Linked DNA regions of Homo sapiens: region 2 is linked to region 1. A link is a loop called in an ENCODE intact Hi-C map of the cell type or tissue named here. Cell type or tissue: tibial artery. All regions are shown on one strand. Each heading gives the region's core, and the rest is flanking DNA. Links, peaks and the distances in the headings are about the cores only.

Region 1 (5,380 bases), core at 274-5,273:
AGGCCAACTGTTCCATGAGCACTCTTTTTTTAAAAAAAGAAAAACAGTCTCGCTCTGTTGCGTAGTTTGGAAGGAAGTGATCTGATGATCACGGCTCACTGACAATTGGCTAAGTTATTTTTATATTTCGTAAAGACAAGGCGTCCCTATGTTGCCCAGGCTGGTCTTGAACTTCAGGGCTCAAGGAATCCTCCTGCCTTGGCCTCCCAAAGCGTTAATATTACAGGTGAGGACCACCATGCCTGGCCTCATGAGTACTCTTGGTCTTTAATTCCCCAGTGGTTCAAGAATTAAGTAATGGATCTGACGTCCATATTAAGGGATTGTCTGCATCTAAGCAGAGGATCCAGGCTTATGATACAGGGCAGGGTTTCTACAGATGGACGCCATGACAGAGGTGTTCTTCTTACAGAAACAACACTCCAGTGTTTTATGGCTACATCGTATGAACTCTGGGACATTATTGTCAGTTTGTGGAGCAGGAAATCTATCTGGGAAGTTTATCACTTTTCCTTCTTGAAGTGTTAAAATGTACATATTGCCCAAGGTATGGAGCTCTCATTAAGGTTCTCTCTGAAGGAGCTTGGACATCAATAATAGGCCAATCTGGTCTGGGCATGGTGGCGGTGGCTAATGCCGTAATCACAGCTCTTTGGGAGGCCAAGGCAGATGGATCACTTGAGCTCAGGAGTTTGAGAACAGCCTGGCAACATGGTAAAACCTCATCTCTCCAAAAAAAAAAAAAAAAAAAAAAATTAGCAGGCCTGGTGGCACGCACCTATAGTCCCCCAGCTACTTGGGGGGCTGAGGTGGGAGGATCACCTGAGCCCAGAAGGTAGAGCCTGCAGTTCGTCATGATTATGCTACTGGACTCCAGCCTGGACAACAGAGTGAGACCCTGTCTCAAAAAAATAAAAGAGAGAGGCCAATCTGGAAACCCCTGACTCCTAGGAAAGTCAGAATTATACCAAGTGCCTTTTTTCCTTCACATAGAAGACCATGTCCCACCTTATTCTAAATTAAACAATGAGTGAGGCTTTGCTGTTGTCTTGTTGAGCTTTGGAATATGGTTCTACACTCCAGTATACTCACCTACCCTCCCACCCCAGCAAAAGTTTTAAAGTCCTATTAACTAAAACTAATCCTGAATTCAGAGATAACATCTGGGATAGTAAAAGGTGAACATGTGACAGTGTAATGCTAATTTTCTAAAGAACAGACAGAGTACAGGACATTACTTTGGGCAAGTAATGCTTTGTCAGGACATAGTGTCTCCCTTACGAAGGGAGCAATGAAGCAGCTAGAACAATGACTGGGCAGGAGCTCTGCATGAGGAGAGTGCAGGAACTCAAGAAACATTCTTGGGTTGCTAATGATCCTGATTCTCACGAGCCAGTTGATTGCAGTTCACTGGGAAGGATTTGTATTTGTATGATACTGAGAAATATATATTTGGTCTTTGACCGTGTGTGCTGGCACACAACTCCTAAAATCCTTGGAATATTCAAAGTGATAAGTGTCTTTCATACACTGAGTTGACTCAAGGCTGGCAGTTCCTAGGTAGTTGCAGGATGGGGGCCTGGTCACCAGAAGGAACAAGGCAGGGTTAGAGGGGATGGGACTTTCAGCTCCATCCCCCAGCTTTCAGGGAAGTGCACAAGAACTCATCCATGTGCCAAGAGAATGTCCCCAACTTCACAGGGACAAAACTGCCGCACTCAAGGACTCTTCTAGAACTCATCCTGTGTATCTCTTCATGTGGCTGTTTATTTGTGTCCTTTAAGATATCCTTTGCATTAAATTGGTCAATATAAGTATTTCCCTAGTTCTGTGGGCTGCTCTAACAAATTAATCCAACCCAAATCGGGGGTTGTGAAAACCCCAAGTTAAAGCTGGTTGGTCAGATGTTCCAGGGGCCTAGATTCATGACTGGTGGGAAGGAGAGGGGGCAGACTTGTGAGATGGAACCCTCATCCTGTGGTTTCTGATGCTATACAGCTGGGATCCACTGCAAAACTGATTGCTTGCATGGTGTGTGGGGAGAAACTCCCACACATTTGCTCACAGAAGTCTTCTGTGTTCGTTGTTGTTGTGGTGTGAGAACAGCAGACAGATGGTTTGAGTTTTTTCCGACACAATTAGGGTTCAACAAAATATAGCAAGGCAATATCCTTTGTGCTCCTATTCCTTTTAGAAATCTTTTAAAGCAGTATGCAGGAAAAAGAAAAGTCCAAGAGTGACTAAAAGAATCTGCAAAGTAAATGAAGGCCAGGGAGGTGCCCACAACAAGCAGGTAGTCTAATGGGGATTTAGATTCTCATTAACACTAGTTTTGGGCCAGGTGCAGGGGCTGACTCCTGTAATCCCAGCACTTTGGGAGGCCAAGGCGGGCAGATCACTTGAAGTCAGGAGTTTGAGACCAGCACAGCTAACATGGTGAAATCTCATCTCTGCTAAGAATACAGAAAGTAGCTGGGCGTGGTGGTGGGAGCCTGTAATCTCAGCTACTCCGGAGGCTGAGGCAGGAGTATTGCTTGAACTTGGGAGACGGAGGTTACAGCGTGCTGAAATCATACCACTGCACTTCAGCCTGGGCAACAGAGTGAGACTCCATCTCGAAAACAAAAAACAAAACAAAACAAAACACCACTAGTCTTGGTCTTTGGTACTAATAAAAATAAAATAATAAGATAAATAAATTATTGCCAGGTGTGGTGGCTCACACCTGTAATCCCAGCACTTTGGGAGGCCGAGGAAGGTGGATCACAAGGTCAAGAGTTCAAGATCAGCCTGGCCAAGATGGTGAAACCCCATCTCTACTAAAAATACAAAAATTAGCTGGGCATGGTGGTGGGAGCTTGTAATCCCAGCTACTCAGGAGGCTGAGGCAGAAAATTGCTTGAACCCGGGAGGTGACGGTTGCAGTGAGCTGAGATGGTGCCACTGCACTGGTCTAGCCTAGGCAACAGAGCGAGACTCCGTCTCGAAAAAAAAGAAGAGAGATAAATGAATTATCAGTAATACATCAGTGTGTGGACATACTACTTCCCTGTTTGACATCTTGAGAAGCCATAGGCCCCAGCTGGGAGAACACATGTTTGGCTCAGAGCTGTGTCTGAACCTTGTCTCCACACCTAAGGAATGGGAGGAGGCAGGCTTTTCAGCTCCTCCACTTTCCCACTCCCCAGTGCAGAGCTCAGTGAGTGACCCAGGACTGGTGCAGAGCCCGTTGTCTCATTGTCACTGGAAATGCAGCAACGCAAAGACTGCTTTATTTCATTTTGTTTGGGGACTAAAAGACAAGAAGATTAAAGCACATGGCACTCGTTTTAAAAACAGGAATAGAACAGATGGGGTACGGAGCATCTACACAATTATTTTATTACTCTTGGGTTGTTACCAATGTTTGCTCCTTCTCAGCACAAAAACACTAGAGACTTTAATGACAGGTGTGTACATGAGTGTGTGTGTGTGTGTGTGCATGCTGACTGATGTGACATTCTCTCATTAGGGTCTTAGAGTCAACCTAGCCAGTCCTAGGCACAGTTATGAAGCAATATCATGGAGCACCTGAATACAAGTTTTGGAAGAGCCCTTTGGAATCATAGTTGCCAACTTCCTCATTTTGTAGTTGAGAATTAAAGTCCAGAGAGATGAGCTTTTTTGGAGAATCATGTAGCTTGTTGATTAAGGTGAGTCATGAGCCCAGGAATCCAGCAAGATACAGTGGAAAGAACACTGGCCTAAGACCCGGTGTCTGGGTCCTTCTACCAGGTCTGCCATCCACTGGCTCACTGCATGATCTTAGATAAGTCATTTAGCCTCTCTGAGTCTCAGTTTCTTCACTTATAAAAAAGACTATAGGCTGGGCATAGTGGCTTTCGCCTGTAATCCTGTACTTTGGGAGGCGGAGGTGGGAGGATCATGAGGTCAGGAGTTCAAGACCAGCCTGGCCAACATAGTGAAACCCCATCTCCACTAAAAATACAAAAATTAGCTGGGCATGGTGACGCATGCCTGTAATCCTAGCTACTTGGGAGACTGAGGCAGGAGTATGGCTTGAACCTGGGAGGCGGAGGTTGCAGTGAGCCAAGATCGTGCCACTGCACTCCAGCGTGGGTGACAGAGCGAGACTCTGTCTCAGAAAAAAAAAAAACAACACATTATAACAACTTAATACGGACCCAGCCCCAGCTTCTCTCAAAGCGTGTGTCATTCCATTTTGCATTGCTATAAAGGAATACCCAACACTGGGAAATTTATAAGAAAAGAAGTTTATCTGGCTCATAGTTTTGCAGGCTACAGACACATGGCACCAGCATCTGCTTCTGGTGAGCCTCCAGGAATCTTTTACTCATGGCAGAAGGCAAAGAGGGAGCAGGTGTGTCACATGGCAAGAGAGGGAACAAAAGAGAGAGAAGAAAGGAGGTGCTGGTCTCCTTCTAACAACCAGCTGTCTCGTGAACTAATAGAACAACCATTCACTCATTATTACTAGGATGGCACTAGGCCATTCATGAAGGTTCTGCCACCCATGACCCAAACACCTCCCACTAGGCCCCACCTCCAACATTAGGGATCACATTCCAACATGAGATTTGAAAGGGACAAACATCCAAACCATATCAGTTTGTGAGAGCAAATGGGTCTGAAAAAAATAAATGATTGCGTGGATGTGGGTATGTGTGGTGTCTATACCAAAATGTAATCTGTGCACTGTTGTGGGAAGAGCTTGGGGAGAGGAGTACCAATTTGTTACAATTATTTTGGTTGGTCCATTGCAAATAATAAATCAGCTCAAACTTGCTTAGGAGGTAGAGAGGGAGGAAGGAGAAGAGAGAGAAAGAGGCAGAGGGGGAAGAACATGGTGGGGTGGATAGAGAGACTGATTTTGACTTATTGATCCTGTAACAGAGAAGTCCAGAGATAAATAGATACAGCTGGATCTAGGAACTCCAGTGATGCCATCTGAGCTCACCCTCTCTCCCCCTTATCTCAATTATCCTCTTTGATGGCTCCATTATTAGGCTCTTCGTGGTGGCTCCTGGTAGATTCAGGCTCACATCACCCTTACAACTTCTAGTCTTATTGGAAAGAATTTCTTGCTTTCTTTCACCCGATTAAAATAAGGGCCTGGCCGGGCACGATGGCTCACGCCTGTAATCCCAGCACTTTGGGAGGCCAAGGCAGGCCTATCAGGAGTTCAAGACAAGCCTGGCCAATATAGTGAAACCCTGTCTCTACTAAAAATACAAAAATTAGCCAGGCGTGGTGGTACACACCTGTAGTCCCAGCTACTTGGGAGGCTGAGGCAAGAGAATTACTTGAACCTGGGAGGCAGAGATTGCAGTGAGCCGAGATTGTGCCACTGTGCTTCAGC
Region 2 (5,380 bases), core at 201-5,200, 51 kb after region 1:
ATTTAACTGGTATGAAATGCAAACCAAGTGTTAGGGCAATATGAGTCTGGTTTCCTGTCTAGAAAACCAACATGAAAATATTTTTCAAAATGTTTCTTTTCTGTGCGTGAGTATCTTTATAGAAACAGCTGTGTAAAATTTAGCATAGCTCTCTTGCTTAAACCTGTGGGGTTACTAATTTACATTACTAATGTTTGGTTTATTTATTTATTTATTTTTCTTTTTGAGATGGGGTTTCGCTCTGTCACCCAGGCTGGAGTGCAGTGGCAGGATCTCAGCTCACTGCAACCTCTGCCTCCCAGGTTCAAGTGATTATCCTGTCTCAGCCTTCTGAGTAGCTGGAATTACAGGTGCCCGCCACCATGCCCGGCTAATTTTTGTATTTTTAGTAGAGATGGGGTTTCACCATGTTGGCCAGGCTGGTCTCAAACTCAAGCTCAAGTGATCTGCCCGCCTCAGCCTCCCAAAGTGCCTGGGATTACAGGAGTGAGCCATCATGCCCGGCCCGGTTTTATTATTTATTTATTTATTTGGATTTGCAAATTACCTGATTTTCTCTAAAAGAAAATATGTGTATTTTCTGGCTCTGAAATATGACTTTTGTAACCATAGAGCAAATATTTCTTTACCTGCTAATTTTGTTTAATTTCACTAGCATGTATATTTTATTTTACAGTTTTGAAGGAGGCATGCACTTCATTCTGAACAAAGAAATACAAACCACAGCATGATAAATGGTACAATATTAACTGCCTTAAAATGATGAAATTATGTCAATGTTGGAAGTGGAGTAGGGTTATAATTGTTTTTAAATGCAAATACCGTTAGGTTTTCTTTTTCTTTCTTTCTTTCTTTTTTTTTTTTTTTTTTTTGAGACAAGGTCTTGCTCTGTCGCCCAGGCTGGAGTGCAGTGGTGCAATCTCTGCTTACTGCAACCTTCATCTCCCGGGTTCAAGCAATTCTCCTGCCTCAGCCTTCTGAGTAGCTGGGATTACAGGCACCCACCACCACACCCGGCTAATTTTTGTATTTATAGTAGATAACAGGGTCTCACCATGTTGACCAGGCTGGTCTCAAACTCCTGACTTCAGATGATCCTCCCACCTCGGCCTCCCAAAGTGCTGGGATTACAGGCGTGAGCCATTGCGCCCAGCCAGGTTTTCAAAGAATTCAGCCTGGCTGTATATGGGCCTTCCCCAGTTCACAGTCAACATGATGTTCTCTTTGGAAGTGCAAATGAATAACCCAGGGAGGTAGGTCTGAGAGCTTTCTGTGGGCAGTTCACTTTTACTTTCTTACAACTACTTCATTGGCAGCCAGACAGATGAGGAATGAGGGACATCTTTCCTTGCATGGCCTCAGGTTTTCATGCTGCACAGGCTGCATTGTGCCTCCGACACAATCATGTGTTCTTCGTTAGCTGAGATGCTCAAAACAAACTAGAGGTCAAACTTTAACTTGATTTGAAGACAAAGTGCAACTTATTCAGATGCTATATGGGGAAGATAACCAGATTTGCTTATTTGGGGTCTGCTGTTTGTCATATAGGTTCCTAGATCTTCACTCAGTTTAATTGTTAAGACACCATTCCCAAAGGAGACATCATAGTGCTCAAATTGGTAAGCCTCATCTGCAAGGTCTTCCAAAAAAATTCTGCTTAGGAGTCCAGCATTTCCTCTGCTGGTATTTGATAGGTCATCTCATTTAGAGAGCCTAGGTCACCCAAAGTTCCCGATTTCCTCAAATTTGTCAAATAGACACTGTGCTTTTTAACTTTCAGAATCTGATTGAGAGAGTGGAGGTACAAGCTGGCACGGCAGGATCCGCAAGCTGTGGCCAATCCGAAGCCCAGCATTGGAGGATGCATAGCAGGGCAAACCCTGTAGGCCACGGGGCCAGGACAAGGGCCTGGGACAAGCTTGGAGGCATCGACCAGGGTGTCCACCTAAATGGCATTTTTGATCATTCTGTTGACTCCATTAACAGAGTCACTGATAGAGTTATGAGGGGCTTAATGAATATAGTATATAGTGAATATAGTGTAATAAACGTGTAGATTGTGGCTGGGCATGGTGGCTCATGGCTGTAATCCCAGCACTTTTGAAGGCCAACACAGGAGGATTACTTGAGGCCAGGAGTTGGAGGCTAGAGTGAGCCATGATCCCACCACTGTACTCCAGCCTGGGTGACAGAGCTAAACTGTCTCTTAAAAAAAAAAATAAAAATGTAGATGCTAATTGCTATCCATTTTCAGCAATGAGAATCCCTTGAATGTTTACAAGGTACCAGGTCAAATTTTGAGACTTGCCATCTGGTAGTGTTCCTTGGATTGCTTGAACTCATACTGGTAAAGGCATATCAGTCATTATCAGTTGTTATTCCATCTTTGTTTGAGAACTAAGTTTGGATTAAGTAACCTTTTGAAAAACCTAGATTTGTTCTGCTTTTTTATTTTGTCCATGGAAAATCATTTCAGTTGTTTTTAGGCCTGGCTTTCTTCTGGGCTTGGCATTTCAGATTTGCTTCTAATCTGTGAATAACTAACCAAATTAATGGGCTGCTTTGAGCATCATTTTTAACTGGAGAGACGGAAATTCCATCATGCTTCAGATCATAAGTCTTGTTGCCAAAAAGTTTCCCCAAGTGACAGCAGTTACGTATTTGAGATTTATTGGCAAGTTTGGGTGTCCCAGAGTGATATGAGTAGGAAAATGAACACTTTAAGGCAAATCCTGAACTGATTCAGAGAGACTGCTCCAATCTTTTGAGGTTACTTGTCCTTATAGGAAGTGTGTGTGTGTGTGTGTGTGTGTGTGTGTGTGTGTGTGTGCTGTCTTCTGGAATTAGGGAAAATATAGCCATTGGTGTATTAGGTTCAATACTGAATAGAAGTTCCTCCCTCTGGTCACAAAAAGAAATGGCCAACATTGCAGTTTTCAGTTCAGTTAAACTCATAAACAAATTTCAAAATCTTTCATCTGAGATATTTTTATGAGTAGGCACAGGGTTTCTGAATGCATCATACAATTGGATCGAAGCCTAGAAAGTCACTCCGGTGTGTTTGAACAAACTAGCCCACGAGTACCATATTTTTTATATTGGAACATTCCTTTGCCTTTTTAAAGTGACCCAGCATCTATCTTATCCGTTTTTCACATTCTGGAGTAGTTGAAGTAGATTTGTCACAAAGTCTTTTCAAAAACTTTACTTTTGTCCTTTTGCAAGGCTAGAAAGCAATAAATCAAGAGGATAAATCTTGGATCTGCAACTCAAACTGGATAAAAAACTTTTGTAGCTTATAGAATTCTCTTTCTCTCACATACACAAACAGACACATATGCACAGTGGGTCAATTATGAGTGTTATTATTTATGGAGTTAACATTGTCAAATGGGCATATTGCATTATACTTATGATGCAGGTAATATATGCATACATACATATCTTGTCTGCTTTAGTTAATCATATAGTGAGATGAACTATGTTGCTATGAGAAGACAGAATTAGGTAAAATACAGTTAATCTGATGATTTCAAATGTTTTCAGAATGACTACAATTATTCAGTCATTAAACATTTGGATATTTCCTAGATGTCCCAGACTCTGTTCTAGGATCTGGGAATATAAAGTTTTTTTTTTGTTTTGTTTTTTTAAAGCTATGTCCCAGCTGGGCACAGTGGCTCATACCTGTAATCCCAGCACTTTGGGAGGTGAGTAGATCACCTGAGGTCAAGAGTTCGACCTGGCCATCATGGTGAAACCGTGTCTCTACTAAAAATGCAAAAATTAGCTGGGGGTGGTGGTGGGCACCTGTAATCCCAGCTACTTGGGAGGCTGAGGCAGGAGAATTGCTTGAACCCGGGAGACAGAGGTTGCAGTGAGCCAAGATTCCGCCACTGCACTCCAGCCCGGGTGACAGAAAGAGACTCCATTCAAAAAAAAAAAAAAAAAAAAGCTATAGGAGACAGTGCATATAAATTATGATTAATGAGACAAATGCTATAAGAAATTTTTGAGCAAAGGGAGTAAAGAGTTAAGCTAGCTAACGTGCATGGGAAAGTTTTCAGAGAAGGAAATCATTTCATTTGAAACTTGAAGTGTTAGTAGAACAAGCCTGGTTTAGAAAGCGGTCAAGTGCATTCCTGGAAGAGGTGCTATAGCACATCAGTAGGATTCAACCAGATCTGATTTCCTTTTTTTTTTTCTTTTGAGACGGAGTTTTGCTCTTGTTGCCCAGGCTGGAGTGCAATGGCACGATCTCGGCTCACTGCAACCTCTGCCTCCCGGGTTCAAGTGATTCTCCTGCTTCAGCCTCCCGAGTAGCTGGGATTACAGACATGCACCACCACACCAGGCTATTTTTGTATTTTCAGTAGACGTGGGATTTCTCCATGTTGGTCAAGCTGGTCTCGAACTCTCGACCTCAGGTGATCCGCCCGCCTCAGCTTCCCAAAGTGCCGGGGTTATAGGCATGAGCCACTGCGCCTGGCCCAGATCTGATTTCTAAGGTGAGCAAAATATAAATTAATTGAATTTTATGAGCTGAGTATTTGTATTTATTGAGCCAATCTTGGAGTCAGACTCCTCTCTCTCTCACATATAACATACCCAAGCTTTTGGCAAATCTATCAACTCTGTGTTCAAAACATATCCCAAATCCAACCATTTCTCCCCATCTTCATGGCTACTAGCCTGGTTCAAGTCACCATCAATTCTCACCTGACTACTACAGAAACATCCTAATTGGTTGTGTTGGTTCTCCGTTGCTGTGTAACAAATTGCCACACACTTAATAGCTTAAAACCACACACATTTATTATCTCACTGTTCCCGTGGGTCAGGAGTCTGAAAATGGCTTAACCAGATACTCAGCTTACAGCCTCCACAATCTGTAATCAAGATGTAGGCTTGCTATATTCTCATCTGAGGGATTGACTAGGGAAGAATTTAACTCCAAGCTCATTCAAATTGTTGGTAAAGTCAACTCTTTGTGGTTGTGTAACTGGAGACCCAGCTTCTCACTGGCTCTTGGCTGGGAGCTATCTGTAGGTCCTAGAAGTGTCTCATAGTTCCCTGCAAGTGGCCCTCTCCACAGCAGTTCACACCATGGTGGTTTGCTTCTTCAGCAGAATCACTCACACTCTGGTCGGCTAAGATGAAGTCTTATGTAATGTAACATATTCATGAGAATGACATCCATCATCTTTGCCATATTCTGTTCATTGGAAGCAAGTCACAGGTTCTGTCAGCACTTAAGGGAGAATATTACACAAGGCATGACTCATTGGAGGTCAACTAAGGCTGTGTCAACCAAATCGGTCTCCCAACTTCCACGCATGCTCTCCTACTGTTTATCTTCTATACAAAACCCAGAGTGATG

Evidence for each region. A loop is a pair of places that touch in the nucleus more often than their neighbours do. Peaks named below come from ENCODE experiments on the same cell type or tissue, not always from the same donor. Only the 100,000 strongest peaks of a DNase experiment are listed, where the experiment ranks them.
Region 2: a loop joins it to region 1, with 2.1 times the contacts of the local background. A loop is called at or near these places in 4 of 110 quality-filtered maps.

What each region holds. Positions count from the first base shown.
Region 1 is chr3:27,572,323-27,577,702 of GRCh38, reverse strand. No RefSeq gene overlaps it. Among named protein-coding and RNA genes, the nearest start is that of SLC4A7, 91 kb to the right of the region's middle. In tibial artery, for the core only: no CTCF peak of the experiment used is centred there; no DNase peak of the experiment used is centred there; H3K27ac peaks cover 2,148 bases.
Region 2 is chr3:27,521,506-27,526,885 of GRCh38, reverse strand. No RefSeq gene overlaps it. Among named protein-coding and RNA genes, the nearest start is that of SLC4A7, 40 kb to the right of the region's middle. RefSeq lists an enhancer at 970-1,606. In tibial artery, for the core only: a CTCF peak has its summit at 2,771; no DNase peak of the experiment used is centred there; H3K27ac peaks cover 4,262 bases.